Regions from separate parts of the Homo sapiens genome. Here all the other regions are linked to region 2. A link is an interaction called in ENCODE POLR2A ChIA-PET data of the cell type or tissue named here. Cell type or tissue: CD4-positive, alpha-beta T cell. All regions are shown on one strand. Each heading gives the region's core, and the rest is flanking DNA. Links, peaks and the distances in the headings are about the cores only.

Region 1 (4,462 bases), core at 1,003-3,502, 110 kb after region 2:
AAATAAATATGTCATGTACACTGTATATACATAAGCAAACATGCAAATAAAAAAGCAGCCTACTCAAAGGTTACAATAATGTTGCAACAATTCTGGTAGTAACCTTGGGATTTAGGGACACAGTGCTTTCAAAACGTTTCTCTGATACACTGCCAGTAGCATCTCTGACTGCTTATTTAAATGTCAATCAGTAGGCTAGGTGTTCTAGGACTTTGGTCTCAACCCTGTTTCCTGAGTCAGAATCTACATTTTGTAAAAGTTCCCCTGGGAATTCTGATGGTCTGCCAACTTTGGGAGACACTGATAATATTGTAGATAAAGAAGTGTAAGCAACTGTTCAGTTAGGGAGACAATAGATACCTGCATGGAATAACAAAAGGTAATTAACATGATTATATAATTTGAATAGTGTTGTAATAGTTCATAAAATGGAAAAGCCAATTTGAGCCCAGAATCTGGGAGATAGGCAGAACTCTGGACTGTAAAGAATGGCCCAGCAAAGAGGAAGAAAATGGGCATTCTAAGTTGGTGCAATAATATCAGCACAGGAGAAAAGACAGAATATTGGGGGGAGTGGGGAGGGAGGAAGAGGCTGTTGATGAGCCTGATATCATTAACAGAGACCTCATGTGAGGTGCCAGATTACAATTTATTGAATGTACTGAATGCATAAAGCATAAGACAGAAACCTGGAGCCATGCAGATACAGGGAACCCAGGACAAGTCATTATGATGCCTCAGACAATATAATTCGCAGATTCTCTATCAATAGCAAAGTAAGATTTAAGGTGCTGTGAAACAGTCAGATCCTTCAAGAAAAACAAGAATACAAGGGGTCCTGGAGACAGGAAAATATGATCATAATAATAAATTTGTGATTCCTTCTTTCTCTCTTTTTCTCTTTCTTTCTTTTTCTTTCTTTCTTTTTTTTTTTTGATGGAGTTTTGCTCTCGTTGCCCAGGCTGGAGTAAAATGGCATGATATCAGCTCACTGCAAACTCCACCTTCCAGGTTCAAGCAATTCTCTTGCCTCAATCTCTCGAGTAGGTGGGATTACAGGTGTCCACCACAACGCCCGGCTAATTTTTTATATTTTTAGTAGAGAAGGGTTTCACCATGTTGGCCAGGCTGGTCTTGAACTCCTGACCTCAGGTGATTCACCCGCCTTGGCCTCCCAAAGTACTGGGATTACAGGCGTGAGCCACTGCGCCTAGCCTCTGTGTGTTAAGTGCTGGAACTATAGTTTACAGTAGCATTTTATCCTCCCAACATACCCTATCAGGAAAAATTATTATTGTCATCCTTATTTCACAGATGTCAAAACTGAACAGAGAGGTACAGTAACTTGCCCAAGACAACACAGCTAGTAAGTGAAACTGAAATCTGGACAACTGATTTTTTTCAGCCAAGCTCTTCAAGCCCGCTGCTATGCTGCAGCTTAGCTGGCGACAGGCCCTTATCAAGGCAGAACTGTGCCTTGATAGAGGCCAGGAAGGCGATTCAGAGCAGTAGGCCTTGTCCATGTGTTTGTTCCCTGCTTCTTCACCACTTGAAAATAGTGTTTCAGTGCCCAGTAACAGGGCACAATACTCTTTTCCTCAGATTAAAAGGGGAGCCATCTGCTTAAGGTGGTTGGGTGCCACTGCACTGCACAGAAGGTTCTCCAAGTGTGAGCTTGGACCCAGGCAGGCCTCAGGTCAGTGGTAACGGACGACTGCTTCCGTGGTGTTGGCAGGTGGAAATGGAGGGATACAGCTTTGTCCGGCTCATGAATCCCTGGGCATTGTCCCGCCTGCTAGAGCCTCTGATCTCTGCCCCTTCTTCACCTGCAGTAAAACAGTCACTAGTTTGGTTGCTCTCCCTAATACCTCTGGTCACTGGGAGCTGTGATCTCACCAAACCCCTGCCAGGAAAAGCCCCAGAAAAAGCGGAGGGAGTGAGAGCCAGAGGCTGCTGCTGCCGTTTGCAAGAACTGCAGGGGAGGAGGACGCTGCCACCCACAGCCTCTAGAGCTCATTGCAGCTGGGACAGCCCGGAGTGTGGTTAGCAGCTCGGCAAGCGCTGCCCAGGTCCTGGGGTGGTGGCAGCCAGCGGGAGCAGGAAAGGAAGCATGTTCCCAGGCTGCCCACGCCTCTGGGTCCTGGTGGTCTTGGGCACCAGCTGGGTAGGCTGGGGGAGCCAAGGGACAGAAGCGGCACAGCTAAGGCAGTTCTACGTGGCTGCTCAGGGCATCAGTTGGAGCTACCGACCTGAGCCCACAAACTCAAGGTAACTCAGGTGTGGAGTCCGGGTGGGCTTCTCTAGAGAGGAAAATCTATTTCTTTTAGAGAACATTCCCTTTGCAATGTCATGGCTTTTTTTTTTTTTAACTTCAGGTAAGTAAATATAACTAATAGGAGAGTATACTGAATTAAATAAACTGGGCAAATGCTAATTTTGCATCCAACAATGTAGTTTATCATTCTGAGGGTTTAGAAAGCACCCTATTTGATTGGTTAGATGCTACCTTCTTTTCAAGTTTATTTTCAATACAGTTTTGTTAGTATGTTTGTGTTGGCTTATATATTGGTTAATTCAAAGGCACCAGGCACTTGCTCCCTCATTAGCCCTTCCTGCAAACTCCTGTTCCAGATTTTTAGTTGTATAGTATTTTTATGAGACTCCTAGTTACATATTATTTATTCCATTGTCTACATAGCTTCATCTTCTAAAACTAAAAATGAACACCTTGTGCTTTTTGTCATATAATTTTATTGCTGCCTTATAAATGACTTTCAAAATATCATCAGTTCTTGTATGTTTTTGTACTTTCACCTTTTTTCTGCTTCATATTTGACTTATTTATCCTATTGAATGTGACTCTTCATTTTTTTTTCTCTCTGTTCATCATGTCCTGGGATATGGTTTACCTTGGCTACTTAAAGGCATATGTAACTGAGAGGAGGTTTAATTCAGATAAAATACTATCCTTGAGTTGCAAACTATTTTTTCTAATTGAAATGTTAAAAATAAGACTTCTCAGAAATTAACTAAATCATACAGTCTATTCAATATTTCCAGTTAGTTATTTTTTAAATGGTAAACCTGCTAGTGTGACTCACTTTTTTTCCTTACATCACACTTCATTATGAAAGATGTGTTCCTCTTTTACAATTACAAAACCAAAGTAATCTGCCAAAAAATAATGTAATATTTTGAGATCTTTTAGTGTATAATATTAACCTTTTTAAAACTCTCATTGTAACTGGGTTATTTTGGAGGGTATTACATACCATCTTGGTCTTATAATAAGAAGAGATCCCTCCTTCTCAAAAATAATCATTTTAAATATCGTACTTCAAAGTGATAATCTAGGTCACACCCACACCCTTTGGGAACTGCCGTAAGCTAAAACCCCAAGGAAAATAACAGTCCTTCTAACACTAATCTTGCCTGCTCATGAGTAGAATGCAGACTTGGTTGTTGGCTTTCTTGTAGCATGCTGGGTTCATGCTTGGGAGTTTTTTCTCTTGTCTGTAGTTAGCGTTGAAAATAACAAGCAAAATACCGGAGGCAGAACCAGATAGGGCAAAGGTCTGATTCACATGGTGAGTACACAGGGAACCATGACTGGTCATTCTGTCCCCTCATCCTGTGGGTAAGTTTCCAAAGTTCTGGAGATTCGTTCCTCTGGTAGGAATTGTTGAGTCAAAACCATAGAAACACAACCCAGACAAACTGTCATATTGTTTAACCCTAAATCATATCATTTCTCTCTAGCATTTTCTTATGAAAAATCTAATCCATATATCTGGCTGCTTAAACTAAGAACTTGTTCTAACTTGTCCTGCCCCTAGAGCTATGATACTCACTAGGTGAATATCAACATAGCCAACTCCATCTTTTGGCAAAGTGTATTTTAGCACAAAGCAGACATCTATCTACTTATTTCATATAATATTAGCAGGACAATGCCTTTTAAAGGTAAAATGTATCTATTATTCTTGCTCCAAGTCTAAGGTGAACACTTTCAAAAATTTCCTTAGAAAACTTGTTTAGTCACTCACATGTATACAAAGAGATATTGAAGAAAAGATATACATACATTTTCCTTCTAGGGTTCTAGCTTTATATGATTTTGTGATTATGAACAAATCATCTTTAAACAATCCTTATAAATGAAAAACTCGTCGTACACATTGTTTGAATTCATATGATCTGTAACTTTTTAATCAGATAGATTATTTTCCAATAGAAATTGTTCAGATCAAAATAGACATACCTCAGTATGAATACACAGCATACATAGTAAAAACATGTTAGGAAACATCTCTCTGTTGAAATTACTCCACGTAAGAGACTGATATTTTTTAGTAAAGATTTTACACCATCATCTACATTTCTGTATTAAAGATCTGGGGCAGGGGAGGACAATAACTTTTCAATTGTACTAAAAATAAATAAATAAAAATGGACTTCCACA
Region 2 (4,462 bases), core at 1,100-3,599:
GATAGGGTCCACCTAACAAATACCTAATATACTTCAAAAGACAGTTTTGAGAGTGGGAGTCTTCCTTCTCCCTTACTTGAAAAACTTTAAATTGTCTAATTTTTGCTAATGCCTTTTCTCTATTTTCTATTTTCAGGCAAGAAATCCAAGAGAAGGTAAGTTTTATTAGTGGCGAGGAGTTTCCACATCTGCTGATTCATTCTCTACTTCCTTAAGTTACTTCCTGCTCTAGCTAGACACATTAACCCCATAGTAGTTTATTTACCTGGGGTCCTCATCCAAATGACCAGATAAGGTGATAAATCTACTAGCTTCCTTTCAGAGCTGTGCTTTTTGGTGCTAGTGGAGCTGAATGAATGAATGAACGAACAAGTAATCCCTATTAGAAAAGGGCAGTTTATGTAAAGGGAGATTTTTCTGATTACCTCAGAATTTTTTCTGAGGGTTAAAAACATTGTGGTGTGTTCTTCTTGTTCTTAAATATATTATTTAAGAAATATTCAATTGAACAAGCACTTATTGAGAAATGAATAAATGCTTATTCAATTGACTATTTGCATTCAATTGCTCTAACAGGCATTGTCCTTCAGAAATGTGGGAAAGATAGGGAGCATGAATTCTACCTACAGCTTCCCCAAGGAGGCAAGTATTTTTCAGTTTGGTCTTGAAGCTCAAATTTCTTCTACTGGAGAAATAGCACAGTGGGAGGAGATGCAGACATGTGAAAGTTGATGGCCCACCTGGCAGAAATGAAGATGGAAAAATATTTCTCAGTATCTAGGGTTTAGTGACTTGCTCTGGAATTTTAGGAAGGAGAGTTTAAGTAAAATAAACTATGAAAGGAGGACTTTGGTGACATATTCAGTACCCAGCTGGACAACTGAGCTTCCTTTAAAATGCTAGAAATGAAGTGAGATGATTTCTGAAGGGATTGGATGCTGGTTTGGGCAACCATCCTACCAATCACAAACTTAGTATGGGCCATTGCTTAGAATGCAAAGGAAAAAGTGGGGAAAAATGAGGCACCAGAAGCCAGATCATAAACTAATGTATAAGCCATGTGATATGGGCTTTATCTTGAGGTCTTTTGGGATATCACTAAAGGGGTTTAAACAGTGAGTAGCCTTACCTCTGGCATCTTATAAGGTCACCCTGCAGAGCAGTATGGCAAGTGTGGGAGACAGGTGAGCCTGGATTCAAAGAGACTTGTTTTGGAGGCATTTGCAGTTATTAGATTAAAACCGATGGCGCCTGTCTAGGGAACTAGTAGTAAGAATGGGTTCATGAAATAAGAGGAGGTGATATTAACTGAATGTGTCTGTTAATTGGCTAAAAGTGAGAGAGAAGAATCAAATTATCATCTTTCTCACCTGGAAACTGGCGGATGGTAGTCCTGTTTACTTCTGAGAAGGGAACATAAAAGAATGAGAGGTTTTGGAGGTAAAGATCATGGGTTCAGTTTTGTACTGAGCTTTGGGTGTATGCACATCATTCACTGTGGCTCATTGGACCTATCCAAAGCACAGAGGCTATGGCAGGAGAAGTGGATTTGGGTCCCTCACATTTCAGGAGGTAACTGCCATCTCAGGAGTGGGTACTATCATCCAGGGAGGGTGTGAGTGCTTTAAGAATGGAAGAGGACCTGGGAGAGAGTATGGGAGCCAGAGGAACATCATTATCTAATAAGTCACCTAAGGGAAAGAGAAATGAAAAGATGTTGCCAGGCAGGGAGAAGGAAGAGGAGAAAGAGTGTGGGGTAATGAATGCCAAGGAAACAAAGAAAGGGGAACGGTTTCAAACATTGCCAAGAGAACCAGTAAGTATCCCCTGGATGCAACAAGGGTGTCAGTGGGGAGACTATTTGCAGTGCAGACATCAAGACAGAGGTCAGACGGCCAAGCATTGAGCATTACTGAGGATGAGAAAGTAGAGACAGAACAAGCAGTCATCTCTTTTAAAATGTTTGGCTGTGAAGGAGAAGTGGGGCAGGGGTAACTGGATGAGGATGTACGATCAGTGGAGGTTCTTTTTATTCTTTTTAATTACTCTGTCTTCTCTTTACTAGTGCAAATGGAGTCTAGTGAGGAAAGGCTTCTTTCTCTGGGCTGGTCTCCCTATGTCTGTGGCAGGAAACCCACAGATGTGAAGATTTCTTTCAAACTCGCACCTACTGAGTGAAAGTATTTTCTGGCACAATCTACCCAGAGCTGTTTTCTGGCTACCGGAACCACCTGTTTTAATTGCCACTAGATGGAAGCAGATCAACTAGATTTTTTTTTTTTAAGATGTCCTTGAGGCACAGGAGGAGAGACTGGCTGGAAGAATATTAGCAAAAAGCTAATTACCATGCTAAGCAAATTGCTATATTAAGTTTAATGGTTCACTGATTTTTTATAATCAGTCAATTAATAGTTGTTTATTGAACATTTTTGTGTTGGAAACTGCTAAGCTTTCTTGAGACAGCAAGAGGAGTCAGCCTGGTCCCTGATTTCAGGAAAATTATTACCTAGCTGGGGAGTTAAGACAGGAATATAGAAAGAAAAAAATCAGAAAAATACAAGGCAGAGCATGGTAATGGCCAATGGGTGCTATATTTAAGAAGGAAAAGGTCATTTGGCTTGGTGGTTATAGAAAATGTTATAAAGAAGGTTGCTTATGAAGAATAGATAGGATTTAGGTATATGGAGAAAAGCAGGAAAGGAAGGCAGTCTGTAGGAAGGAAATTGTGTAAGCAGTGGTATGGTAGTGAGACTATGAAAGCATTTTTCAGGGGCCACTGAGCAGAACTTTCTTGAGCCCATGGCTTATTGAGGAGTTGTGGAGTTGAAGTTGGAAAGGAAGGCTGGCCCCAATAACATAAGTCTTGAATGCTTCACCAGATGGTCTAGAAAGGCCTAGCAAAGAAGAATTATTTGCCCAGCTCTCATTTATTGACCAAGGCTGTATTAATTCATAAGAATCACAGAATTCTAGGTCTGAATATGATCTTGGTGGATATCACATTCAAACTCTTTTTGTAGTTGAACTAATTAAGTAAGTTTTCTATAGGCCTTGAGCAAGTGACAGAGTTAGTTACAATAATCATAAACCTTTATCAAATATTAATTCCATGTTGTATACTGTTATGAATGGTTTACATGTCTTAAATCATGAAATATGCCTTTAAGTCTGTGGGAGAAGGGTCTATGAACATCTTCATTACTGATAAAGAAACAGGCACAGAGAAATAAAATAGCCTGAGGTCACAATAAATGGCAATGCTGAGATCCATACTCATTTGGATCCAGGAATCATGCTCTTAACGCGTATGCTTTTAGAACTCAAGACCCTTGACTACCAGCTTAGAGTGGCAAGTCCCAGGCACCCTCCTTTTCCAGTAACGTGGTTTTTTTTTTCACACTGAAACCATTGTGTGACGGCACTGAGGAAGGGTGGGGTAGAAGTATGGTGTGTTTTTAGAACAAGTCAAAGGTAAAATGAATACTATCACACTAAACACCATGAGCCTTTTTTTTTTTTTTTAAGTTCTTGGGTGAATTTTCATAGTAGTTTGTGTTCATTTCTATTAGCTTTTGAATGGTGAATGAATGACTCCTTGGGCATTTGTGGTTTCATTTCTTGCTGGGTTATTTTGACTCTTCTGCAAAATGACTCTGTTTATCACCTCATTTGGTTTCTACTGTCTAAATTCTGGCAGGATAGAAGCTACACCCAAGATACACAGGAAGATATGATGCCAACCTCAGAGGAGGGCATATGTGAAATTTTGTTTTCAGAAACATTTTTTTGTCTCTATTTTGGCAAGCACATTTGCAGCTGCTGAACTGTGGTTTACCCTGACAGTTCATCATGAGACCAGCTCCTCAGAATCTGGTTCTCCCTTTGAAAGGTGCTGTGAAGACATACCATATTTCATTCTCTCCTTGTCCTTTCCAAGAATAAGACAGTTGTGTCACACAAAAAAAGTGTCACTTATTTCTTTAAACTAAATGTGTTACCATCTCATTAAATTATATCCCAGGATATAATTTATCACGAGTTTATAACCACCACTATTTCATGAGTTTAAATTTTCTCCAATTTCACTTTCCATTTAAGCATGCCTTCTAATTCCTTGACTTTCCACTGCTCAAAATCAATCTACAGCTGGGCTCGGTGGCTCACGCCTGTAATCCCAGCACTTTCGGAGGCCGTGGCAGGTGGATCATGAGGTCAGGAGTTTGAGATTAGCTTGGCCAATGTGGTGAAACCCCATCTCTACTAAAAATACAAAAATTAGCTGGGTGTGCTGGCACGTGCCTGTATTCCCAGCTACTCAGGAAGTTGAGGCGGAAGAATCGCTTGAACCCAGGAGGCCGTGGTTGCATGAGCTGCCTCCGTGCCACTGCACTCCGGACTGGGCAACAGAGTGAGACTCCATCTCAAAAATAAATAAATAAATAAATTAAATTAAATTAAATTA
Region 3 (4,462 bases), core at 1,003-3,502, 99 kb after region 2:
AGACTTTACGAGTTAAATCCTGGAGGATTAGTGGGATTTTACGCCATAAAAGTGGAAAAATTCTCAGGGGAATGTGAGCCAAGAACCAGAAGCAATAACACACAAAGTCACTTCAGGGAATTCCAAGAAACTAATCTATCTTGACCAGGAGGTTTTGAGTTTTCCTGTGTTATCTGGATGGGTGGTATTAAAATACAACAGCAAAATAAACAAAACAATTAGTGAGGAGATTCAAATGGAAGAAATAGTTTGAGGCAGAAAGCAATCATTGCAGTTTTAGGTGTGTTGAATTTGAGAAGATGGCATGATATATGGGAGCAAGTAGTCTCAGGCAAGAGGAAGGGCGGAAATGAAATCCTGGATTGCACCCATTCAAGTAAGATAGAGGGAGCTGCGGCAGGCTACGAGGTCTCTGAAGCAGAGGGTGTAGAGAAAATAGGGTGACATTGTAAGTTCTTGAGTATGGCTGCCTAAATCTTTGACTTCTTTGTCTTCGTGACTTGTACCTATACTCTTCTCTGTAAGCTTACCATCCTCCCACTGCCCTTTGCAGCAAATGACCTACATGATATGTTGTGGAATGCTGCTGCCTAGCAAAATACCTGGAATATAGGTGCTTAATAAATATTTTTTGAATATATAAGTGAATGAACTTTGTGTAACACAGAACTTCTGAATAAACTTGGAGATTGTGACACTCTTAATTTGATACTCTAGCCATCAAGTGCCCAGAACTCTTTGCCCCAGAGCAGGGCAGCCTGGATTGTTCTGACACTCGTGGAGAATTCAATGTTGGCTCCACCTGCCATTTCTCTTGTGACAACGGCTTTAAGCTGGAGGGGCCCAATAATGTGGAATGCACAACTTCTGGAAGATGGTCAGCTACTCCACCAACCTGCAAAGGTAATAATATGTACTTGCTAAGACAGTTCTACTTTTGGAAATTTATTCTACAACAACAAACAATTATCTAGTTCTTATATGTGAACTAGATAATTGTATATATTACCATTATTTGGGTTTAGCAAACAGCTGAAGGATTTTAAAATGTCTAAGGAGTGACAGGATATTTTTATGTTTGTGAATAAAAGGTATATTGATTCTTAAGCAGGAATTTTGTTTCATGGCTTCTTTTTTTGAAAGAGCTTTGTTGAGTGAACGGAATGGTCTCCATTAATTTATTGCTGAGAGAAACAGACAATACTGGGGTAGAGTCACTGGTCCAGTTTTTCAAATCTAGGAATTGAGGTGCAGAGAGGTCAATCATCATCTTCCTGCCACATGGCAAGTTAATGACAAAGCTGGTGGGATCATTCAAATGGAAGAAATAGTTTGAGACAGAAAGCAATCATTGCAGTAAATTTCAACTTTCACATTGACCTTTAGTCAGAGAACAGTACCATTTCCCAATAAGGCAGGGTTGGGCAGGCAGTTGGCCCATGTATATTTGGCTTTCTGCTGAATTTCTTATATTTCTGTACCATTTCTTGCTTCTTTTTAAAATAGCAACAACAATGACTCCTCTGATTTCTTCTCTTGGCCAGGAGAATCATCTCCTCAAGGATGATTTTTAATAATTTTCCTCATCTGGTTTTCTATCTCTGACACTGATAGTTTTTCTTAACTTCCTTAAATAGCTCTTGCAGGAGCCTCCCTTGTTATGAAGGGAGTGAAAAGCAGTTATTCCAGATTAGCCTTAACTCTGTTAACGCTTCTTTTAATTGGGAGGTCTCTGAATGGAAACATTTTCTCACAACAGGCATAGCATCACTTCCTACTCCAGGGGTGCAATGTCCAGCCCTCACCACTCCTGGGCAGGGAACCATGTACTGTAGGCATCATCCGGGAACCTTTGGTTTTAATACCACTTGTTACTTTGGCTGCAACGCTGGATTCACACTCATAGGAGACAGCACTCTCAGCTGCAGACCTTCAGGACAATGGACAGCAGTAACTCCAGCATGCAGAGGTAAGGTGAAAAGGAGCAGGCAGTTCTGAACCTGCCTTCCTGCAAGTACTCAAGCTAGCCATTGTGCCTGTATGTTGAAGTCTCACCCAACCACAACCACTACTCCAAGTGTCATCTCCCTTATGAAATCCACACCAATCCCATTAGAAGTAATGTGTCACAGGCATTTCACTTCTGTCCTTCCTCATGTCACAAGCTAAAGCTAATACACAAGTACTCAGAGACTTAAAGGAAGAAACATTTGCAGATGTCCAAGATGTGTTAGAAAAATAGACATATTAAATGTAAAACCTGCTATAGAAATTGGTAAACTAGAAGTTGCATATTATGTGACAGTATAAACATTCCATATTTTCATAATAATTTGAACCTAAATAAAAAGTTAAGCCATACATGATATTTCCTGAAGAGCTATCGCCCTACACATAAAGCATTGAGACCTATGTTTCTTTCATTTTTGTATCCCCCACAAAACATAGCACAGTGCTTTGCAAATGTCACTACTGATAAATAACATTTATTTGAATTAAATCTAATTTCTTGACCTTTAATTTCCTATCCATAAATTAGAAAGAATAACCCTGAAGTTCCCTGAAAATGTAGTTTAAGGAGGATGACAGTCTACTTCTTTCAAACTTCCAGTGTCCAGATATGCTGAACACTTATTAAGTATTTCAATAAACACATACTGACATGCCAGTTGATCACAAATGTAGTAATAACATTTAGACTAACAGTATTTTAAGAACCAAAATTTTGTAAATAGTATATTTGGAGGCAAGATTTATCAATGCATTAGCAGGTATTTGTCGGATGCTACTATGTGTCCATCTTTGCATCTTGGTTCTTTGGATATCACCCTTCGAGAGAATATTTTCATATATGTGCTGTTAGAAGAGCTACTGTGAATATTGGAAGTGGCTCATATCCTTTCTGACCTTTTACATTCTGCCTCATTTATTGGCAATGTTAGGTTACAAAAGAAACTATAATCTCTTTCACCTCCAATCCACATGTTGTTTCTCTTGCATTATTTCTTTTCTGCAGCTGTGAAATGCTCAGAACTACATGTTAATAAGCCAATAGCGATGAACTGCTCCAACCTCTGGGGAAACTTCAGTTATGGATCAATCTGCTCTTTCCATTGTCTAGAGGGCCAGTTACTTAATGGCTCTGCACAAACAGCATGCCAAGAGAATGGCCACTGGTCAACTACCGTGCCAACCTGCCAAGGTACAATTTTCATGTGGGTTAAGAAGTCACTTTGATGTGGAAAATAACAAAATCAGTGTTTCTTCCCTGTGTCTTTCTCATAGTGGTCTTGCTTTCCATCCCCGGGTTTCCCCCTGCTTAATAAGTGTTTCACAATGAATCAGGCAGAATCTCCTTGCCTTATAAAGTAGTGGAAATTAAACCCAGTGACTGTGTAGGTAATCACCCCTCCTCTTCAGTGTTCAGTTTGTGAAATGAAACCTTTTGCTTCGTTATAATCTCTGTTTAACAGACCTTGAAGTTTCAAAATGTTTTAAACTGGGAGTTATTTCATGCAGATTTCTAATTTATTATCTCAGAAGACCTTTGCTTACCACCTAACTCTAAAAACCTCCTAGCAGATCTTCCTTAATTAAATTCCATCTGTTTGCAAGGTATATTTCAGCCCCCTATTTTTTCCCCTCATAGCTTGTCCTGACTGCCTTTTGTTACATAACTGAATCTTTGCCAAAAAATTATGCACAGTTTATTTTATTTGCCTAAACTTACATGTATAGGCTTCTTATGTCTACAATTTAATTTCTTTTATTGGGACCTTACCCTAATTCTTTTGGAAATTACAGTTTATATTTAAGTCTTAGGAATAAATTAAGGCCCCACTTTTATTTTATTTGCCCATACTTACATGTATAGGCTTCTTGTGTCTACAATTTAATTTCTTTTATTGGGTCCTCACCCTGATTCCTTTGGAAATTACAGTCTATATTTAAGCCTTAGGAATAAAATAAGGCCCCACTTCCCATTCTGTTGCAGTGGATTTATGAATTCCAGATCTTCTTTCATGTTAGCTTGTCAGCATTCCCAGGACCTTTGGTGATCCTACTTGATCGCACATCTTAGAGTTCTTGAAAACTTTCTGGGAGAGAAAGACTAGTCTTTTGCATAATACACTTCTTATGTCTTGCATGTGTGTGTGTTTGTTTTGTAGCAGGACCATTGACTATCCAGGAAGCCCTGACTTACTTTGGTGGAGCGGTGGCTTCTACGATAGGTCTGATAATGGGTGGGACGCTCCTGGCTTTGCTAAGAAAGCGTTTCAGACAAAAAGGTAAATAGGAAAGAGTCTTCTCTTTGCATCTTGGTTACATAAATCAAAAGAAATTGATTTATGTAATTTAGGGTGGGGAGGCAAAAACCACAACTTCAGTAGTTCATGTTGGAAAACATTTGCATTAAAAGAAAATAAAGCCAAGATAAGTGATCTTGAGAACTGATTGTCCA

The links. Peaks named below come from ENCODE experiments on the same cell type or tissue, not always from the same donor. Only the 100,000 strongest peaks of a DNase experiment are listed, where the experiment ranks them.
Region 1: POLR2A ChIA-PET joins it to region 2 with 11 read pairs; 6 of 35 experiments call an interaction of 5 or more read pairs at or near these places.
Region 3: POLR2A ChIA-PET joins it to region 2 with 10 read pairs; 12 of 35 experiments call an interaction of 5 or more read pairs at or near these places.

What each region holds. Positions count from the first base shown.
Region 1 is chr1:169,584,035-169,588,496 of GRCh38, reverse strand. It overlaps F5 (coagulation factor V), which reads left to right and starts at 2,016. Exons shown (of 25, transcript NM_000130.5): 1 at 2,016-2,268. The coding sequence starts at 2,111. RefSeq lists enhancers at 1,541-2,040, 2,041-2,542. In CD4-positive, alpha-beta T cell, for the core only: a CTCF peak has its summit at 1,997; a DNase peak (open chromatin) is centred at 1,996; H3K4me3 peaks cover 2,010 bases.
Region 2 is chr1:169,692,228-169,696,689 of GRCh38, reverse strand. It overlaps SELL (selectin L), which reads left to right. Exons shown (of 9, transcript NM_000655.5): 8 at 137-155. Among named protein-coding and RNA genes, the nearest start is that of SELL, 17 kb to the left of the region's middle. In CD4-positive, alpha-beta T cell, for the core only: CTCF peaks have their summits at 2,043 and 2,246 (motif pointing right); DNase peaks (open chromatin) are centred at 2,189 and 3,419; H3K4me3 peaks cover 741 bases; H3K27ac peaks cover 2,500 bases.
Region 3 is chr1:169,593,432-169,597,893 of GRCh38, reverse strand. It overlaps SELP (selectin P), which reads left to right. Exons shown (of 17, transcript NM_003005.4): 11 at 718-903; 12 at 1,760-1,969; 13 at 3,017-3,202; 14 at 4,170-4,289. Among named protein-coding and RNA genes, the nearest start is that of F5, 9.2 kb to the right of the region's middle. In CD4-positive, alpha-beta T cell, for the core only: no CTCF peak of the experiment used is centred there; a DNase peak (open chromatin) is centred at 1,943.